4 separate regions of the Homo sapiens genome follow, and regions 2, 3 and 4 are each linked to region 1. The links are chromatin loops, found by intact Hi-C in ENCODE. Cell type or tissue: mammary epithelial cell. All regions are shown on one strand. Region 1 holds the start of LOC105371631 (a long non-coding RNA gene). Region 2 has its middle 23 kb from the start of FAM20B. Region 3 overlaps ABL2 (ABL proto-oncogene 2, non-receptor tyrosine kinase). Region 4 overlaps ABL2 (ABL proto-oncogene 2, non-receptor tyrosine kinase).

Evidence for each region. A loop is a pair of places that touch in the nucleus more often than their neighbours do. Peaks named below come from ENCODE experiments on the same cell type or tissue, not always from the same donor. Only the 100,000 strongest peaks of a DNase experiment are listed, where the experiment ranks them.
Region 2: a loop joins it to region 1, with 9 times the contacts of the local background. A loop is called at or near these places in 104 of 110 quality-filtered maps.
Region 3: a loop joins it to region 1, with 6 times the contacts of the local background. A loop is called at or near these places in 6 of 110 quality-filtered maps.
Region 4: a loop joins it to region 1, with 5 times the contacts of the local background. A loop is called at or near these places in 3 of 110 quality-filtered maps.

The regions. Positions count from the first base shown.
Region 1 is chr1:178,529,668-178,534,667 of GRCh38, reverse strand. LOC105371631 (a long non-coding RNA gene) reads left to right here and starts at 1,936. Exons shown (of 5, transcript XR_922310.3): 1 at 1,936-2,332. In mammary epithelial cell, a CTCF peak has its summit at 2,175 (motif pointing left); DNase peaks (open chromatin) are centred at 2,187, 4,487 and 4,757; H3K27ac peaks cover 69 bases.
Region 2 is chr1:179,000,378-179,005,377 of GRCh38, reverse strand. No RefSeq gene overlaps it. Among named protein-coding and RNA genes, the nearest start is that of FAM20B, 23 kb to the left of the region's middle. RefSeq lists a silencer at 2,343-2,442. In mammary epithelial cell, CTCF peaks have their summits at 2,505 (motif pointing right) and 4,976; no DNase peak of the experiment used is centred here.
Region 3 is chr1:179,191,461-179,196,460 of GRCh38, reverse strand. The region is part of intron 1 of ABL2 (ABL proto-oncogene 2, non-receptor tyrosine kinase); the gene reads left to right. Among named protein-coding and RNA genes, the nearest start is that of ABL2, 36 kb to the left of the region's middle. In mammary epithelial cell, a CTCF peak has its summit at 2,438; no DNase peak of the experiment used is centred here.
Region 4 is chr1:179,222,519-179,227,518 of GRCh38, reverse strand. All of the region lies in intron 1 of ABL2 (ABL proto-oncogene 2, non-receptor tyrosine kinase), which reads left to right. Among named protein-coding and RNA genes, the nearest start is that of ABL2, 4.7 kb to the left of the region's middle. In mammary epithelial cell, no CTCF peak of the experiment used is centred here; no DNase peak of the experiment used is centred here.

The DNA.
Region 1 (5,000 bases):
AGGCCTGGTGAGCAGGCAGGTCTCCTCCTCCCCTGCCCCGCTTCCTGCACAGCCAGCAGAACTTTTCAAAGGAACAGCAAGCAGGGGGGCTTCTTAATTGGGATCCCCTGGGAGGCAGAGGAGGAGATCCATGTGCGCGATGACTAAGTTTCATCCTAATGGAGGACTTTAGCATGCAGTGCCATGGCAAAACCTGGCTTGCGGTGGGAAGGGAATCTGTCCTTGCATGGCCCTGGCACAACTGTGTCCCCGGGCCTGTTAGGCTCTGCTCACCTCCTACAGCAGGCTCTTTAGGAAAGACCCAGGCTCCCAGAGCCCAGCTCACAGCCGCTGAGGCAGGACTTTCTGAGCAAGTCTCTCCTGACCACAGGGAACTGCTGTGTGGGCAATTTGGCAGCAAGGGCATCTGTTCTGCAGGGCAAAATGCTAGAGAACCAGCTGGAGAACCATGCTGCATGGGGAGGGCTCTCAGGTGGTGGCCCCTGGAGAGTCAGGCCTGCTGCAGCCCCATTACCTTGAGGCCTTTCTCCCAGCTCAGCAGTTCTCTGGCTTCCAGCCTTTTCCCTGAACTGACCTTCTGTCTCTGGCCTCACCCAAGCACACATGCAGAATGACACTGAAGTCACTCAAAACTGCTAGAGATATTTACCCCTGATCTGCAAACCCCCTAACTTGCCAATGATCTTTCCATCCCAGCCCCTAACTCTAATTTGCTTCCAAATTCCATCCTCAGCACAGTCTGAAATTGTCACTCCCCTCCAGCCCACTGCCTGGGAACTTACCAATTAGAGGTTAATTTGGGTACTCATTAAAAGATGCAAACAGGCTGGGTGTAAGGGCTCACACCTATAATCACAGCACTTTGGGAGGCCGAGGTGGGAGGATCACTTGAGCTCACAAGGGGTTGGAGACCGGCCAAGGCAACGTGGTGAGATCTCCGCCTCTACAATAAAAAATATTTTAAAATTAGCTGGGCATGTGCTTGTAGCCCTAGATACTCAGGAGGCTGAGGCAGGAGGATCACTTGAACCCAGGAGGTTGAGGCAGCAGTGAGCCATGATTGTGTCACTTCATTCTAGCCAGGACAACAGAGCAAGACCCTGTTTCACTCAAAAAAAAAAAAAAGATGTGCAAAGTCCCTGGGAGGGCTGGTCTGTCCCATATCAGGGTGCTTTCTTTTAAGAGATTGAGCTCCTACCAACACTGAGCTGGGAAGAGCAGCAGCTGCAGACACTTGGCTTTGGGGCGCCTCACATAATGCTGTGCTCTGCAGAGATAAGTCTCGGGTCCAGGTCTAGAAAGGGAAATAGGATGATGCCAAAACCAAACCTTTTATGGTTCAGTATTTTGTGTACACCAGGGCCGGGTGCAGTGGCTTCGCCTGTAATCCTGAGCTTTGGCTGAGGCTTGAGGCAGGAGGATCACTTGAGGCCAGGAGTTTGAGACCAACCTGGACAACATAGTGAGACCCTGTTTCTACAAAAAGAATTAAAAATTAGCCAGGTATGTTGGCATGCACCTGTAGTCCCAACTACTCGGTACTATTTTTTTTACTCAGGAGGAAAAATAATAAAATAATTATAAATATATATATACCATGATGGGATTGAAACCCAGCTTCTTTTTCTCTCCAGTCCTCTCGCTCCTACTTGTCTCCCTTCCTTTCTCTCTCTTCTCCACACTGTCCTTCCCCTATTCCTTTTCTCTGACCCTAAAACAGAAAATAGTCTCATTCCATTAAAGATATAAAACAGTTTTTTTTTGGCGGGGCGGGGTGGGGCAGCAAACTTGGAATCTAACCATTGTCACAGCATCATTTTATGGAAAAAACACCTCGTCCAGCCCTGTACCTGGCCCATTGCAGGTACTCAACAAATGCTAGTTAAGTAAATAAAGGAATGAATGGAAGTCCCTTTATTGTGAGTTCCGAATACGGATTTGGGGTGTCCTTTTGGAACTGATCCCTCTGTGAGGGGCCACTGGCTTTCCTGTAGGCACAGATCAGCGGTGTCAGTCTTCCTGGGTCCCCCTGAAAATTCCAAAGAGGAAGCCATGGTGGGACCGCGTGGGACGCAGGGTCTAGACTCCCAGTCTGGTCTGATTTTCTTGTTTGCATCCTTGCCGCTTTTCCTTCTGGAGAGTTCAGTGGGCAGGGACTGATGGGGCCACAGCGCCCTCTGCTGGCGTGTTCTCACAGTCGACTTTTGCCTGCCCGAGCTTATACATACAGCGCCCTCGGAATTGGAGGGCTTGGGGCAGACTGAGAATGGGGATTTCTGGTTTTATTCCAGGCCCACTCCTTAGTGAATGTCAAGACCAAAGGTGGCTCCTGGTAATAAAATGAGTGTCAGGGCTCCCAGGCATTAATAACCTAAATGAGAGTAGGTTTTGTTTTTGTTTTAACAGCCTTCCTGGTCCAAGTGCCTGAGAAGTGTCAAGGGGAAATGGCTTCTTGCCCGGGCTCAGCGCTGTACCTCTGATGTCAAATTGGCTCTCTGCCTGCTTTTGAGAGGTGCAGCCTGCTGCTCCCTAAGTGAACGGGGAGCGTTTTCTCCAACAGCCCTGTCCATGACAGGCCTGGCTCTCACACACAGGCAGGGGCTGAGCCTTCCCTGATCAACACGAAATCTGGCCCTCCGACAGAGGCCCGTGGGCAGCTGAAGAGGAAGCCTAAAGCCTCACTACCTGCACCAAGCCCTTCTCAGCCTTCTTTCAGGATTGCAACAGCAGACAGGGGAGCGCTCCTGGGTAGGGCGGGGGGCGGTAATGGCAGGGGAATGACCCCCAGGCCGTGGGCAGCCCCTTGTTCAGAGCGAGGCCCCCTGTTTTCCATACAGCAGATCCCATTGCTTATAGTGGTGACTTTAGTGTGCCCTGGAAGGGCTCACCCAGGAAGTATTGTGAAAATGCAGATTCTGATTCAGTAGGTCTGGGGTAGAGCCTGAGATGCTGCACCTCCCACAAGCTCCCAGACAGTGCTGATGCTGCCGGGCCGGGGACCACATCGAGAGAAGCCAGAGTGTCCAGGAAACAGGTTCTGAAGTCAGAATGCTAGGATTCGAATTTCAGCTCTGCCACGTATCCTGTGACCTCAGACAGATTATGCTCATTACCTTCTCTCTGAGTTTATTTCATCCTGTATAAAATGGCAAGAATGACAATTTCAACGGCTGCATAGAATGACAGAGGGACTTCACAGGGTTGTCATAAGTATAAAATGAAATAAATAACCAGGCGTGGTGGCTCACGCCTGTAATCCCAACACTTTGGGAGGCTGAGGCAGGCAGATCACAAGGTCAGGAGTTCAAGACCAACCTGGCCAACATGGTGAAACCCTGTGTCTACTAAAAATACAAAAATCAGCCAGGTGTGGTGGTAGGCACCTGTAATCCCAGCTACTCGGGAGGCTGAGGCAGGAGAATTGCTTGAACCCGGGAGGCGGAGGTTGCAGTGAGCGGAGATCACGCCACTGTACTCCAGCCTGGGGGACAGAGCAAGACTCTGTCTCAAAAGAAAAAAAAATGAAATAAATAATATTAGAAAAGCTCTTAGCCCAGAACCCTCAGTGCCCAGTAGATGGTAAGTCTCTTGATGTCCACGTGGCCTTTCGACAGGTGCTTATCGATCCCCTGCTAGTGCCTGGCACTGTTCTGGGCCCTGGGATATGGCAGTGACAGAAACAAAATCTCCACACTCAAAAAGCTTAGATTCTCGTAGAAAAAGACAGACAATAAACAAATAAGTAAACTGTATGGTATGTGAGTTGGTGACAAGAGTGCTGGAGAGAAAAATAAAGCAGACAGTAAGAGAGATAAGGAATGCTGGGACTGGGGGCCACTGAGAAGGTAACTTTGAGGCGAGGGAGCTGGCCGACTGGAAGGCTGAGAATTCTAGTGATGGTGGTGGCAGGGTGGTGAGAGGGGGTAGGGTTTGCAAGTGCAGAGGCCCTGAGGCAAGAGGGTATGTGTTGTGTTTGAAGAAAAACAAAGAAACCAGCATGGCTAGAAAGTGCAAGTGAAATACTGTACAGGGTTAGGGATGGGGAAGGCAGCAGGGCGGATCCTGTAGGGCTTTGTGAACCATTGACTTTGCATTTTGCTCTGAGAGAAGTGGGAAAACACTGGAAAGTTCTGAGCTGAAGAGTGACATGTTCTAATTTATGTTTTTAAAGGACAGCTTCAGTTTGCTGAGACTAGACTGTGGCAAGTCAGAGTAGCACCCCTTGGGAAGGTGGGTAGGCAGCCCGTTGCCATGGAATTGGGGGATCCTCAGAGCTGCTGAGTTTAAGAGAGATGGATCTGGGCCCCAGTCAGAAGTGTTGGATGCCTGAGCCCATCCTCAGCCACCTTCTGGGCTGGCCTGTGGCCTGTGACCCAGGAGAAGGAATGTTGTGAGTGGGCACTGGGCCAGTGCTGTGGCAGTGATGGGATGGATGACACAGTCTGGCCTCCTCCTGGGCCTCCCCTCTTAATTGCTCCCAGATGACTCACCCTCATGTTTCTCTGATGACCACATGCGTCAAGGCCTGGGGCTGCCGCACCTGTTACCTATGGGAGGGCTGGGGTGAGCCAACTGCCCCTCACTCTGTTGTCATTGGCCACCAGGTTGACAGGAGTGAGATGCTGTGTTACAAGGGACCCACCCCTGTCCTCTAGAATAGCCAGTCCTGATCCCCACCCACTCACGTTTTCCTATTATTTTATTTCCTACCTCCTCTCAAAATAACTGTAAGTCATTTGTTTATTTTTTAAGGTAGATCAAAATTCATTTCATTGCAGGCCTCGACATGATAAGTGTTAGTCAATGTGTCAGAAAACTGGGTCTGTGAATGGAAGGCCTTTGATCCAGGAAAGGCAACTCTGACCTCATGGTTACTGTCAACACAACAGTTTTTAAAAAATCTAATTCCTCCATATATACTCATTTAATTCTCACAACACTCCTATTAACTAGATGTTATCACCCCTACATTCTGGAGGAATATGCTGAGTCTCAGAGAG
Region 2 (5,000 bases), 470 kb before region 1:
GGCTAGGTATGGTGGCTCACACCTGTAATCCCAGTACTTTGAGAGGCCAAGGTGGGAGGACTGCCTGAGCCCAGGAGCTCATGAGCAACTTGGGCAACACAGCAAGACCCTATGTCTATTAAAAATTTTTTTAAAGCTTTTTATTTTGAAAACTTCCAAACAAACACAAATATTGAGAGGATAGTACAATGAGCTCTCACATATTCATCACCCAGCTTCAACAACAATCAAAATGATCGACATTTTGCCATTTTTGTTTCATGTACCTGTTCCCATATTTTTTCTTGAGTATTTTAAGACAAATCCCACCTATCATTATCATTTCATCCATTTCTTTTTCCTTTTTTTTTTCTGAGAGGGTCTCACTGTGTCACCCAGTCTGTAGTACAGTGGAGCAATCACAGCTCACTGTAGCCTTGATCTCCCCAGCTCTGGTGATCCTCTCACCTCAGCCTCCAGAGTAGCCGGGACTACAGGCACGCACCACTACACCCAGCTAATTTTTGTATTTTTTGTAGAGACAGGGTCTCACTATGTTGCCCAAGCTGGTCTCAAACTCCTGGTCTCAAGTGATCCTTGGCCTCCCAAGGTGCTGGGATTACAGGTGTGAACCACTGTGCCTGGCCCGTTTCACCCATTTCTTTCTTTCTTTCTTTCTTTTTTTTTTTTTTTTGAGACAGAGTGTCGCCCTGTCACTCAGGCTGGAGTACAGTGATGCGATCTCTGCTCACTGCAACCTCTGCCTCTCAAGTTTAAGCGATTCTTGTGCCTTAGCCTCCCAAGTAGTTGGGATTACAGGTGTGCATCACCATGCCTGGCTAATTTTTGTATTTTTAGTAGAGATGGGGTTTTGCCATGTTGCCCAGGCTGGATTCAAACTCCTGACCTCAGCTGATTTGCCTGCCTTGGCCTCCCAAAGTGCTGGGATTATTTGCATCTCTAACAGATAAGACATGACCTAATCATTCTCAAAGGGGTTAAGAGTACTTCCGGGAGGCAGCAGCACCTAAGCTGAGGCCTGGAGAGGAAGTAGCCTTACCACCCGGGTGAAAGATACAGGAGGGGGCCTTGGGGAGGAAGGAGAAAAGTTTCAGATCAAAGGAAGTTTGGTGGCGGTCAAAGGTGAGGGGAACATGGTGTGTTTAGCACCTCTTTACTCACCTGTGGTCTGTGGACCTGGAAGATTCATACTACCTGGGAGCTTCTTAGAGCTTCAGAACCTGGACCCCCAAACCAGGCTTGGTGAATTGGAATCTGTATTTTATCAAAATCCCCTGGTGATTTGTTTACAAATCAAGGTCCTCCACATCTGAGAGGCTGGCTGTTTAGGGAACTGCCTATAATCTCAGCATTTTGGGAGGCCAAGGCATGGAACCAAGGCTGAAGTTCCATGTCACAGGAGGGAAGAATGGCGAGTGATGTGGCGAGAGCAAGGGGTGAGGTTAGGGAGGTCTGTGAAGCCAAGACACACATACCATTTTTATCCTGAGACCAGAGAAGAGTTGCTCAGTTTTGAGCAGTGGGATGCAATTTGCCTTGAGGCGATGGCTCTGCTACAGCGGGGAGAGTGGATTGAGCTGGGGGAGAAGGAAACAAGTTAGGTTTTAGTTCCTTTAGAAGCTGCAGGTTGCACTTTGGAGCCCAGCGGCCATGGTGTATTTTTATCATGTTCAAACCCCAGCTTGGCTTTTCACACACTGAGTGGCTGTGACTTAAGACACAGCTATTTAACTTTTCTGAGCCTCTCCTTCCTCATTTGTCCTAGGCATGGCACCTTCTTTTTATGAGACCTCAATCACAGCGTCAACAAAAAAACGAATGTCCAGAATGGAATCTGATTTTGATGTGTTAGGAATTCAGATGGAATCAGAAATGCTACAACTGGCTGGCTCTATACCGACTCCTAGCCCAGATGGCAGAACTCAGGCCCCTTTCCTTCTACACAGCTGTGTGGTCAGAGAAAGAGCCCAGAACTGGGGCTTAGGAATCCAGCTTCTAGAAAATTCAGCTCAGTGCTCCACCTAACCTGAAATCTCCGCAGAAAAGCAGCTCCACTCTCCAGCCCTCCATGCACATTCCATACCTGCCTGCCTGCCTGCCCCTGCTTAGGCTGTCTCCTGCACCTGAAGTGCACGTGTGCATGCGCGTGTTTACTCCACATTATGTTTGGGACACTGTGCTCAGTGCTTTGGGTGAGTGAGAAACACTCTCTTCTTACCCCATCAAAATCCATCCTACCCTTTGAGCTCATTTCCTACACGCCTTACCCATCTGAACTCAAATGGCCTGTGAAGTCATACCCCAGAGTTGAGAGCACCTGGTGGGGACATTTCGCCAGGGGAGAACGAGTCAGCAGGCCCTGATAGGGCCAGGTCCTCTCCCCAGGGTCTTGTGAAGTGAGCAGGGACAGAGCAAGGTCGGTCAGGGAGGGCCTGCAGGGGTCGTTTGGCCAAAGGACCGTGCCGGGGCCTTTCCTCTCTCCCCGTGCTGCACCTCCAAACATGACCACACGGGGTCAGTGTCCTTTCATGCTTGAGTTGGTGACCCCAGGGCTCTCTCTGCAGGGTCTTTCTGCCGAGTTGTAGCTAATTGTACAAAAACTTCCCCGAGGCTGGGAGCAAAGTAATCTTTTACGCCAGAATGACCCAAGGTCAGGGTGAAGAAGAAGAGCAGCAGATTGTTTTCACAGTCATGTTGTTTCACTGAGAGGGGCCCCTGGAGCCCTGCATGGATGCCCTACACAGGCCGGCTCAGAGCTCTCTGGCTCATTAGTAAGCACTCATTCGGGCAGACGGCTGGGGAGGCGGGAAGGCCAGCCACAACAGGGAAGACGTCTGAATTCCGCACACTTAAATCCCTCTGGAACATTCAGGGGTCCCAATCCACAGCAGACTATTCCTGCTGGTCCTGTTTTTTGTTTTTGTTTTTGTTTTTGTTTTGGAGATGGGGTATTGCTCTGTCACCCAGGCTGGAGTGCAGTGGGATGATCACAGCTCACTGCAGCCTCGGCTTCCCAGGCTCAAGCAGGCCTCAGCCTCCCGAGTAGCTGGGACTGTAGGCATGCGCCACCATGCCTGGGTTTTTAAAAATTATTTTTTGAGATAGGGTCTTGCTCTGTCGCCCAGGCTGAAGTGCAGTGGCACCTTCTTGGCTCACTGCAAACTCCGCCTCCCAGGTTCAAGCGATTCTCTTGCCTCAGCCTCTCGGGTATCTGGGATTACAGGCATGTGCCACCACGTCCTGCTAATTTTTGTATTTTTAGTAGATATGGGGCTTCACCATGGTGGCCAGACTGGTCACAAACTCCTGACCTCAAGTGATCCTCCCACCTCGGCCTCCCAAAGTGCTGGGATCACAGGAGTGAGCCACCGCGCCTGGCCCCATGCCTGGCTTTTAAAAAGTTTTTCTAGAGGCGAGGTTTCCCTATGTTGCCCAGGCTGGTCTTGAACTCCTGGGCTCAAGCAATTCTCCTGCCTTGGCCTCCCAAAATGCTGAGATTATAGGCATAAGCCACTGTGTCTGGCCACCAGTCCTGTTTTTAAAGTCTACAGCAGACTCAGCCTCAAGTACTGCTGCTGGTGGTTGAGACCTCAGCCCAGGCCACAAGGGCCAGGGGCTCACCCTTCACAGGAGGGTGGTGGGTACTGACACAATGGCCAACCACCCTGCCAGGCAGGACTTTGCTGGGGGAAAAGTCCCCAGAGGTCTAATCCAGCAAATGCATGTCTCACTGGCTCACCCACCCTCCTGCTCCCCAGAGAAGCAAAGAGTTCCTCAGCCTTATGTTGTTGATGGCTCTCAGGGCCTGAGATGAGGGCTGGGATGCGGACTTTGGAGAATGGGCTAGGGACCCTAGAGGCTGCTGAGGGCCAAGAATGGCTGTTGGTATAAATCCCTGGGCCCCACACCACAGTCCAGGCACAGATCAAGTTTTGTGAAGTCTGAAGCTTATATAATTTGGAGATCTCTTCAAGAAAAATAACACAAAATAAAAAAATACAAAGTTGAATATAAAAGTAAATATTTAGAATGAGAAAATAGATGACATCAAGTTATAAATTTTTAAAGGCTGACAAATACCACAAACATCACAAAATCCAGAAAATTCACGTTTTTATTAACTGATACACTTCTATAATATTTTTCCATGTGCTTCTGTCTGCCTACTCTTTGATGACCGCTTCAAATGCCAACAATTTTGTAGTGCCATTTTCTATAGAAATAATAGAAAGATAATTTAGTGTTTTTTCCAGCATAGTTGATCAAAAATTTCTGTAATATTGCTATAGGTTTATGGTTAACTCAAGAATTTCATACATTCTATTTTTTCAATCCCAACAAATAAATAAATGTACAGTGCGTTTATAATTGTATTCGCAGCAGTATTAAGAATAGTCACGACAGGTCAGGCATGGTGGCTCACACCTGTAATCCCAGCACTTTGGGAGGCCGAGGCGGGTGGATCACCTGAGGTCAGGAGTTCAAGACCAGCCTGACCAACATGGAAAAACCCCGTCTCTACTAAAAATACAAAAAATTATCCAGGCGTGGTAGTGCATGCCTGTAATCCCAGCTACTCAGGAGGCTGAGGCAGGAGAATCGCTTGAACCCAGGAGGCAGAGGTTGCATTGAGCTGAGATTGCACCGTTGCACTCCAGCCTGGGCAACAACAGCGAAACTCCATCTCAGAAAAAAAAAAAAAGGAAGAAAGAAAGAAAGAAAAAAAGGCCGGGCACGGTGGCTCACGCCTGTAATCCCAGCATTTTGGGAGGCCAAGGAGGGCAGATCACGAGGTCAAGAGATCAAGACCATCCTGGCCAACATGGTGAAACTCCGTCTCTACTAAAAATACAAAAATTAGCTGGGCATGGTGGCGGGCGCTTGTAGTCCTAGCTACTCAGGAGGCTGAGGCAGTATAACTGCTTGAACTCAAGAGGCAGAGGTTGCAGTGAGCCGAGATTGCATCACTGCACTCCAGCCTGGCAGCAGAGGGAGACTCC
Region 3 (5,000 bases), 660 kb before region 1:
ATCTTAAAGGGATTTTTCTCATAGGTATTCTACTTAAGTACAGACAAATAATTTAATCATCCCATAGTGTATCCACCATATTTGTGGCTTGTAAATGTTTTAAAACTTGGGCATAAGTAGCTGATAAGTTACAAAAAAGATACAAATTTCAATAAGGTAATTTTAGTTAAAGTGACAGGAAATGGGGGTGCATTTTGAATAGAAAAACACAGAACTCCAAAAACAAGACAAAAAACCATGTTATTTCCAAAGAGAACATCTCAGTTGTGCAGAAAGAATTAACATAGCAGGCCTGATTGAGACTGATATGCTTAGCGAGGTCTGCTTGCAAGGTTGGCCCTTGGCTGGCATCTAGGAACTTGGATTTGGGGAGGAACTCCTGGCCTCAAGTGATCCGTCCACCTCGGCCTGCCAAAGTGCTAGGATTACAAGCGTGAGCCATTGCTCTTTTCATACTGTTGTGTAACCATCCATCACTACCATATAACCATACATGACCACCATCCATCTCCAGAACTCTTTTCTTCTTCCAGACTGAAGCTCTGCATCTGTTAAATTATAATTCCCCGTTTTATAATTTCCTCTAGCCCTTGGCAACCACATTTTACTTTCTGCCTTTATGAGTTTGACTACTCTAGGTTCCTCATATAAATGGAATCATATAGTATTTGCCCTTTTGTAACTGGCTCATTTCATTTAACTTAATCTTCAAGGTACATCTGTGTTGTAACGTGCAGGAGAATTTCTTTTTTTTTATTTAAGGGCTGAATGATATTTAATGGTGTGTATGTAGCCCATTTTCTTTATCCACTCATCTCTTTATGGACTACTTTGATTGCTTCCACTTTTTGGCTATTGTGACTAATGCTGCAGTGAACATGGGCATGCAAGTATATCTGAGTTCCTGCTTTCAATTCTTTTGAATATATATATACAGAAGTGAAATTGTTGGATCATACAGTAATTCTATGTTTAATTTTTCTGAGGAACCACCATACTGTCTTCCATAGTGGCTTTACCATTTTATATTCCCACCAATAATGCACAAGGGTTCTAGTTTCTCCATACCCTCACCAACATTTGTTATTTTCTGTGTTCGTGTGTGTTTTAGTAATAGCCATCCTAATGGCTGTGATGTGGTATCTCACTGTTTTTTTGTTTTTTGTTTTTTTTGAGACAGAGTTTTACTGTGTTGCCCAGGCTGGAGTGCAGTGGTGCGATCTCAGCTCACTGCAACCTCAGTCTCCTGGGTCCCAGCGATTCTCTTGCCTCAGCTTCTTGAGTAGCTGGGACTACAGGAATGCACTGCCATGCCCGGGTAAGTTTTGTAGTTTTAGTAGAGATGGGGTTTCACCTTGTTGGCCAGGCTGGTCTGGAACTCCTGACCTCAGGTAATCCACCTGCCTCAGGCTCCCAAAATGCAGGGATTACAGGCGTGAGCCACCATGCCTGGCCTCTCATTGTCGTTTTGATATGCATTTCCCTAATTATTAGTGATGTTGGGCATTTTTTAACAAGTGTTTATTGGCTATTTGTGTATCTGTTTTCGAGAAATTTTTAAGTCCTTTGCCCATTTTTGAATCTGTTTGCTTTTTTGTTGTTGACTTGTTGGTCTTTGTTTTATAGTGCCATTTTCTTCTTACTATCATTACCCTCTTTTTTTCTTTAAGCATATTAAACGCAACATATTTGTTCCTGAGTAACCAGTTATTCCCAAATTTAGCAGCTTAAAACAAACAACATTTATTCTGAGTGTCAGAAATCTGAGAGTGGCTTAGCTGGGTGGTTCTAGCTCAGGGTCTCTCACAAGGTTCCAGTCATACTGCTAGCTGGAGCCCTTGTATTCTTCAGTGGATTTTAATTATTTGCAGAAATATGAAGTGTTTTGTGTGTAGAGTTTTAATATGTGTGTAAATAGTGTGTTGATACCTTAAAAATTGTTTTTTAGAAATCCTTATTCCATGTTAGCAGAAATTATATGATATGTAAAAAAATCATTTTCAAGCCTCCATCAGTAGTTTCTCAAATTTATCTTTGATAACCCCTGGCTCTTTAGGAAGCACTCTACTTAATGTTCATGATTTGATTGTTGACATTTAGTTCAGTGAAGTAGTTTAATTTCCATAAAAACTTCCTTTGCCCGTTAGGAAACTATTAAGGATGATTGATTTTTCACTTACTAAATTCGTGCTCATGTAACAAGATTCTTGAAAGAGGTTATTGTATTTGAAACACTGGAAATGGTATTTGTCAAAAAAAATGTGTTTCTACCTTGTAGGACCTTCACTGTAGTCAAAATTATGAAATTTATGAAAACTAATGTTAACTCTGTTTTGACCATGGGAAAAAAGATATTTAGGTGAGATTATAAAAAAGTGAATTTATTATGACAGAGTTTGATTAGTAAGTCAAAAAACTGTTCCTCACCAGTCCACTAGGGGATACTCCAGTACTTAGGAAGAAAATCCAGTTGTTGCTATCACTTAAAAATTTGGCCAGGATCGAGACCATCCTGGCTAACAAGGTGAAACCCTATCTCTACTAAAAAAATACAAAAAATTAGCTGGGCCACATGGTGGCGGGCGTCTGTAGTCCCAGCTACTCAGAAGGCTGAGGCAGGAGAATGGCGTGAACCTGGGAGATGGAGCTTGCAGTGAGCCGAGATCGCGCCATTGCACTCCAGCCTGGGCGACAGAGCGAGACTCCGTCTCCAAAAAAAACCAAAAAAACAAAATACAACAGCAACAAAAAATTAGGCCAGGCACGGTGGCTCACACCTGTAATCCCAGCACTTTGAGAGGCCAAGGAGGGTGGATCACTTGAGGTCAGGAGTTCAAGACTAGCTTGGTGAACATGGTGAAACCCCATCTCTACTAAAAATACAAAAAATTAGGTGGGCGTGGTCGCAGGCGCTTGTTATCCCAGCTATTTGGGAGGCTGAAGCAGGAGAATTGCTTGAACCCAGGAGGCAGAGGTTGCAAGTGAGTCAAGATTGCGCCATTGCACTCCAGCCTGAGTGACAGAATGAGACTCTGTCTCAAAAAAGAAACAAACAAACAAAAAATTAAATCCCACTTGCTTACCTGAAAAAAAAAAAAGCAGACATTTAGGGCTGGTTTGAGTTACTGATTTGACAATAATATTCACCTTTAGAAAGAGCCTAGTACATTTTTAAAGTTTAGAAATTTTGTGTGATTTCATTGGCCACTTTTTCTGGTAGTGTTGCCACAAATTGACTTCTTCGGGCACTTTAGAAAAACAGATTATTATATTTTTTTTCTTGATACATGAAAATTATGGTTCTCATTTTTTTTTGCAAGTTGTGCCCTTTTTTGGAAATTCAGAAAGGCTGATATTTGGTGTGAGTTTGTATAATTTTCTCCATCATACCATGTATGCTGTTTAAATGTTTACCTTAGAAAAGTATGAAATATGATATGACCTTTGATATAGACAACAACGCAGAAGATAATTCATTCTGTTACCAAAGATATTTTAAGAGTTTAATGTTATCTTGATTTCTTTCTAGTAATTTAAGTAGTAATTCAAATAGACATAATACAGTGTGACTTAATGCTTTAAAGAAAAATACGTGAAAAGTTCTGTACTTGAAATAGCAAAATTTTAAGAAAATAATTCAGACTCTTGTATTTATTAGGAAGAAGTTATCAGACTTAATGTTTCAGAACATACTTTGAATAACCAAAATTTATTAATTTACTTAACCTAGTTTTAAAATTTTTTCTATGTGATGTGATTGTACAGTTTTTCTGCATGCCATGTGTTTCATTCTTTTATGTCTGGCACATAAGTAATTAAAGGTTAAGTCAATTGTCAGATTTAACTCAACCTGCTTGAGTTAATTTACTTGATTTTTCTGGTACTTACAGGTACAACAAATGGGTGAATTGGTGTGCCATTATGATAACATGACTTGGAAAATGGAAATTCAGGCAGTGTGGGACAAGAACAAGGATATTTATTTGTCCAGTGAGAATAAAAGTGGTCTAGGATTTATTGAGAGTTTGTTGTAATTCGAGCTTGAGTGATAATTTTATAGGATGTTATGGAGATAACAGTGTTGGTGGAAGGGTTTGACATTCCACATTTGACATTCTCTTATCATATTTTTTGGTTTGTCTCTGTCTCCCTAATGAAATGAAATAGGAAACAGCTAGAGAGTGGTGGGATATGAGTAGTTGTGCATTTGGATAGATTGACTAGCATGCTCAAGATGCCAGCCATATCTACCTTTGGTAGAGTGAGAGCCAAGGTATTCCTGTGGATTGTTTTTCGTAACTAAATCTGTAACTACTGAGTATAGAGTCCCTGCTATATACGTGACTAACCAAGGAGTGAAATATGATTGGTTCAAATATTTTGTTATATTTTGACTGTAGGGGAATGGTAAAATGTCACCAAGTATAAGTTACTCTTCTGCTTTATACTTTGTTTGCAATTAAATGTATTTTTCTTAAAGAGAATATAAAAGCAAAGGAAAAACCATTTGTAATGCTTTTGCTTAGGTCCAACCTTAATTTTTATATGACAGTTTCCAATTGATTGTCAGATTTTCTGTCTCATTTCAATTGAGTAATTGTTCCATCTGTCATTTAACATGACACAGACTGTTTCTTAGTAATTGTTTTGAAAACTCTTTAGTGATTTTTAAAAACCTTTACAGAGTGTTGATTATTTAAATGATAGCAGAATATGTATATATGAAGTAATTTCAGAGGCCGGACAAGGTGGCTCATGCCTGTAATCCCAGCACTTTGGGAGGCCGAAGTGGGTGGATATCACCTGAGGTAATGAGTTCAAGACCAGCCTGGACAACACGGTGAAACCCTATCTCTACTAAAAATACAAAAAATTAGCTGGGTATGGTGGCACATGCCTGTAATCCCAGCTACTTGGGAGGATGAGGCAAGAGAATCGCTTGAACCCAGGAGACAGAGGTTGCAGTGAGCCGAGATTGTGCCTTTGCACTCCAGCCTGGG
Region 4 (5,000 bases), 690 kb before region 1:
TCCAAGAAAGAGGAAGTCATGAAGAATGGAATAGGAAGACATTTTGAGGATTTGGATCTATGGAGAGGGAGAACAATTTGGGTAGAAGAAACAACTTGAACGGGAACATGGGAATAGATATAATTTGTTGATGGGCTAGTGAGGAGACAGCTGTCAGGAATGAAGCATCATTATGAGTTGGAAGAAAAAGATCATAGAGCAAAAATTGGAAGAGTCAAGTTCTGGTTCTGGCTCCACCTGCCTGGGTGATTTTAGTCACCATCTTTGGGTTTCTTTATCTGTAAAGTGAGGAGGTTGGACTGGATGATCTCTAAGATACTTTCTGGTTTTAAGATTTTATGATTCTAATTAAGAAGCAGTAGAAAGAAAATTTTGATAGGCTGGATGGGACTGGGTTATGGAAAATCTGGCAGAGAAGTTTATATCCATTTACCTGATTGGCTAGTCTTTACCTGAAAGACTGGCCTTGAGTGGTGGCAGTGGAAATGGGAGGAGTAATTTCAAGGGTCCTTTCATTCATTCAACAAACAAGGGTTTTTTTTGAGCACCTGTTATGTACTGGATTGTGGGAATGTTGCTGTGAACATAACAGAGTCCCTGCCCTTTGGAACTTAAAGGACTTTATGATTTGATAGAGGATGAAAGAAGAGAGATCACTTTGGAGTATTTGTTAAGGGCATGAACTCTGGACCCATTTTTCCTGGATTTGAAACCTTGCTTGGCTGCTTATGAGCTTTGTGACCTGGGACAAGTTATTTAACTTTTTGTGTCTTGGACTCTTCATTTGTAAAGTGGTGATAATAATAGTACCTAGTATTAAATGAATAGTGGCTGGGCACATAGTATGAGCTAAATGTGTGTAGCTGCTGCCATTACTAATACTACTGTTATTATTAAAAACAGGAGTAATTCGGCCAGGTGCGGTGGCTCACGCCTGTAATCCCAGCACTGTGGGAGGCCGAGGTGGGCAGATCATGAGGTCAGGAGTTCGAGACCAGCCTGAGCAACATGGTGAAACCTCGTCTGTACTAAAAATAGAAAAATTAGCTGGGCATGGTGGCACGCGCCTGTAGTCCTAGCTACTCAGGAGGCTGAGACAGGAGAATCGCTTGAACCCGGGAGGTGGAGGTTGCAGTGAGCCAAGATCGCGCCACTCCAGCCTGGGTGACAGAGCGAGACTCTGTCTCAAAAAAAAAAAAAAAAAAAAAGTAGGGATAATTCAAAGATGACACCAGGATTTAGAACCTGGCTAACTGGGATGATGAAGATTCTATTGACAAGTTTGGAAGTTAGAAGCTGATTGAAAAAATGGGAATAGGTCGAGTTTATTGCCAAAGACTAGTATGAAAAGAAAGGAATTAGCAAATAATATAGGAAACAAAGGTGCAGTGAGTACTGTTTTTTAGACAGATGGGTTTAAAAAGTTTTTTTCTGTACATCATAGTTTCTTTTTTTTTTTTTTTTTTTTTTTTTTTGAGGCGGAGTCTCACTCTGTCGCCCAGGCTGGAGTGCAGTGGCGCGATCTCGGCTCACTGCAAGCTCCGCCTCCCGGGTTCACGCCATTCTCCTGCCTCAGCCTCCCGAGCAGCTGGGACTACAGGCACCTGCCACCACGCCCGGCTAATTTTTTTTTGTATTTTTAGTAGAGACAGGGTTTCACCGTGTTAGCCAAGATGGTCTTGATCTCCTGACCTCATGATCCGCCCTCTTCGGCCTCCCAAAGTGCTGGGATTACAGGCATGAGCCACCGCTTCCGGCCACGTCATAGTTTCTTAACCTCGGCGGCATTGATATTTTGGGCTGGCTAATTCTGTGTTTTGGGGGGCTGTCCTGTGCATTGTAGGATGTTTAGCAGCATCCCTGGACTCTACCCACTAGATGCCAGTAGCACCTTCTTTTTGCCCCTTACTTGTTATAAAAATGCCTCCAGACATTGTTAAATCTCTTGGGGGGCAGAATTGCCCCTAGTTGAGGACACCACTTAGAAATGTGATAGATTCTGAATTGAATGAATGAATGAATGAATTAGATTCGAAAGCTTCTCAGTGGATGTATCATTTGACCTTTACATGGTAAATGTAGGTGCTCGAATCTAGTGTACAAATTACTGTCTTGAGTTTGCCATATTGAGGTATTAGCACATAATTTCATATATGAATGTTAGGTCTGTTAGACTCTTGGGTTTACATGTAGGTTTTAATATAAGCCAAATAATACATTTAGTTAATCAGTAAAAAGGTACATACATTATGGAAATGGTTTATCAGAGTCCAGGACTTTTCTTTCTTTAGCTAAAATGGTCATTTTTTATCGTTAATAATATGTGGGTAAGCTGTGATAATAATTTGCCTTGCCAAAAGTGATTTTTGTGAATGTAATTTAGAAGGAACAAAAATAATAGAGCCATTTTTGGTATGAAAGGAGTGAGTGCTGTGTGACTTTTCTGAGATCTGCTATTTTTTTTGTCAACTCTTTTATTTTATGTTTTATTTTAGAGAAAGGTCTTGCTCTGCCACCCAGGCTGGAGTGCAGTGCTGCGATCGTAGATCGCTGCAGCCTTAAACTCCTGGACTCAAGCAATCCTCCTGCCTCAGCCTCCCGAGGAGCTGAGACTACAGGCACACGCCATCACACCTGGGTAATTTTGTGTTTTTTTTTTTTTTTTTGTAGAGACGGAGGTCTCACTATGTTGCTCAGGCTGGTCTCAAACTCCTAGGCTCAGGTGATACTCTGCCTCGGCCTCCCAAAGTGCTGGGATTATAGGCGTGAGCCACTGCGAGAGGCAAGCTCTGCTATTAAACCTTTCTGGTGAGCTGATGTTTCATGACTAATAATCTAGGGTTGAATACTTACTTGCTGTTGAATATCTCACATACCTTTTAACAGCTGAATGATTTTACTTTAGCTTCCCTCTCTCATTTTCTAAAAATTCTATTAAAAATTAACTTTAGGCTGGGCGTGGTGGCTCACACCTATAATCCCAGCACTTTGGGAGGCCGACGTGGGCAGATCACCTGAGGTCAGGAGTTCGAGATCAGCCTGGCCAACATGGTGAAACCCTGTCTCTACTAAAAAAATACAAAAATTAGCCAGGTGTGGTGGCGGGCACCTATAGTCCCAGCTACTCAGGAGGCTGAGACAGGAGAATCCCCTGAACCCCGGAGGCGGAGTTTGCAGTGAGCCGAGATCGCGCACCTGCACTCCAGCCTGGGCGACAGAGCAAGACTCCGTCTCCAAAAAAACCAACAAACAAAAACCCTTACATTATGAAGTTTGGAATAACAAAAATTTTTCCTTAAATCAAACTCATTATTTTAAGTGATCTGATTTATTTATTTATTTTTTATTTTGGATCTGTAGTTTTTTTTTTTTTTTTTTTTTTTTGTAGTGAGTAGGGTCTCACTCTCTTGCCCAGGCTGGAGTGCATTGGCGAGATCATGGCTCACTGCAGCCTTGACCTCCCAGACTCAAGTGATCCTCTCACCTCTCAGCCTCCTGAATACCTGGGACTATAGGTGCACGCCACCATGCCTTTCTATTTTTTTTTTTTTTTTGTAGAGACAGAGTTTTGCCATGTTGCCCATGGTGGTTTTGAACTCCTGGGCTCAAGTGATCTGCCTGCCTTGCCCTCCCAAAGTCCTGAGATTACAGGTGTGAGCCACCGCACCCGGCCAGTAGTTCATGTTTTAATCTTTGTGGAATGAAGGCTGTTGGCACCCCAGGTTGAAAACGATGCTATGGAAAGCACAGGAAGGCTGTTGTGAGGGAATTTTAATTGTGGTGACTTAATATAAGAACTAAACTTCATTTTTTATTTTTATTTATTTTTCTTTTTTTCTTGAGTGCCAATCCTGCAGACTAAACTTTTAAAAAAAAATCAGCTGTTAGATTTTTATTAATCTCCAAATCTGTGTAAGTTATAGATGTGTAGTTGGGGTCCATATTTTTAGCAAAGTAATAAGTTGTGGTACAGATTCTGTTCTCATAGCCCACTTGGCAGTAAAATTCCAAGTAAAGTGATGAAGTCTGAAGTTTCTCTGTAAGGGTCTTCAGCCTGCTTTATTCGATAGTTTATTTATTTACTTAGGTGGTTTTTTTTTTTTTTTGAGACAGGGTCTTGCTCTGTTGCCTAGGCTGGAGTGCTGTGGCATGATGATAGCTCACTGCAGCCTCAAACTCCTGGCTGAAGCCATTCCTGACTCAGCCTTCTGGGTAGCTGGGACTATAGGTGCGTGCTACCATGCCTGGCTAATTTTTAAATTTTTCTGTAGAGATGGGGTCTTGCTGTACTGGGCCAGGCTGGTCTTAAATTCCTAGGCTCAAGTGATTCTCCCACCTTGGCCTCCCAAAGTGCTGGGATTACAGACATGAGGCCCTGCATCTGGACTTTTTTTTTTTTTTTTTTTTTTGAGAGGGAGCCTTGCTCTGTCTCCCAGCCTGGAGTGCAGTGGCGCGATCTTGGCTCACTGCAACCTCCTCCTCCTGGGTTCAAGCAATTCACCTGCCTCAGCCTCCCGAGTAGCTGGGATTACAGGCGGCTGCCACCACACCTGGCTAATTTTTGTATTTTAGTAGAGATGGGGATTCACCATGTTGGTCACACTTGTCTCGAACTCCTGGCCTCAAATGATCCGCCCACCTCAGCCTCTCAAAGTGTTAGGATTACAGGCGTGAGCCACTGTGCCCGGCCTGTTTTTTTTTTGTTGTTGTTGTTATTTTAAAGGTATTTTAAATATATTCCTCTGAATATCATCTTTAAAGGATCTGACATGATTTTTGTCAAAATAAATCATAAGGTGTAACCAGTTTGTGGGTTCCTGGTGAGTTTCAGGCCAGGCGCGGTGGCTCATGCTGGTAATCCCAGTACTTTGGGAGGCCGAGGTGGGTGGATGACGAGATCAGGAGATCGAGACCATCCTGGCCAACATGGTGAAACCCTGTCTCTGCTAAAAATACAAAAATTAGCTGGGCATGGTGGCGCGCACCTATAATCCCACCTA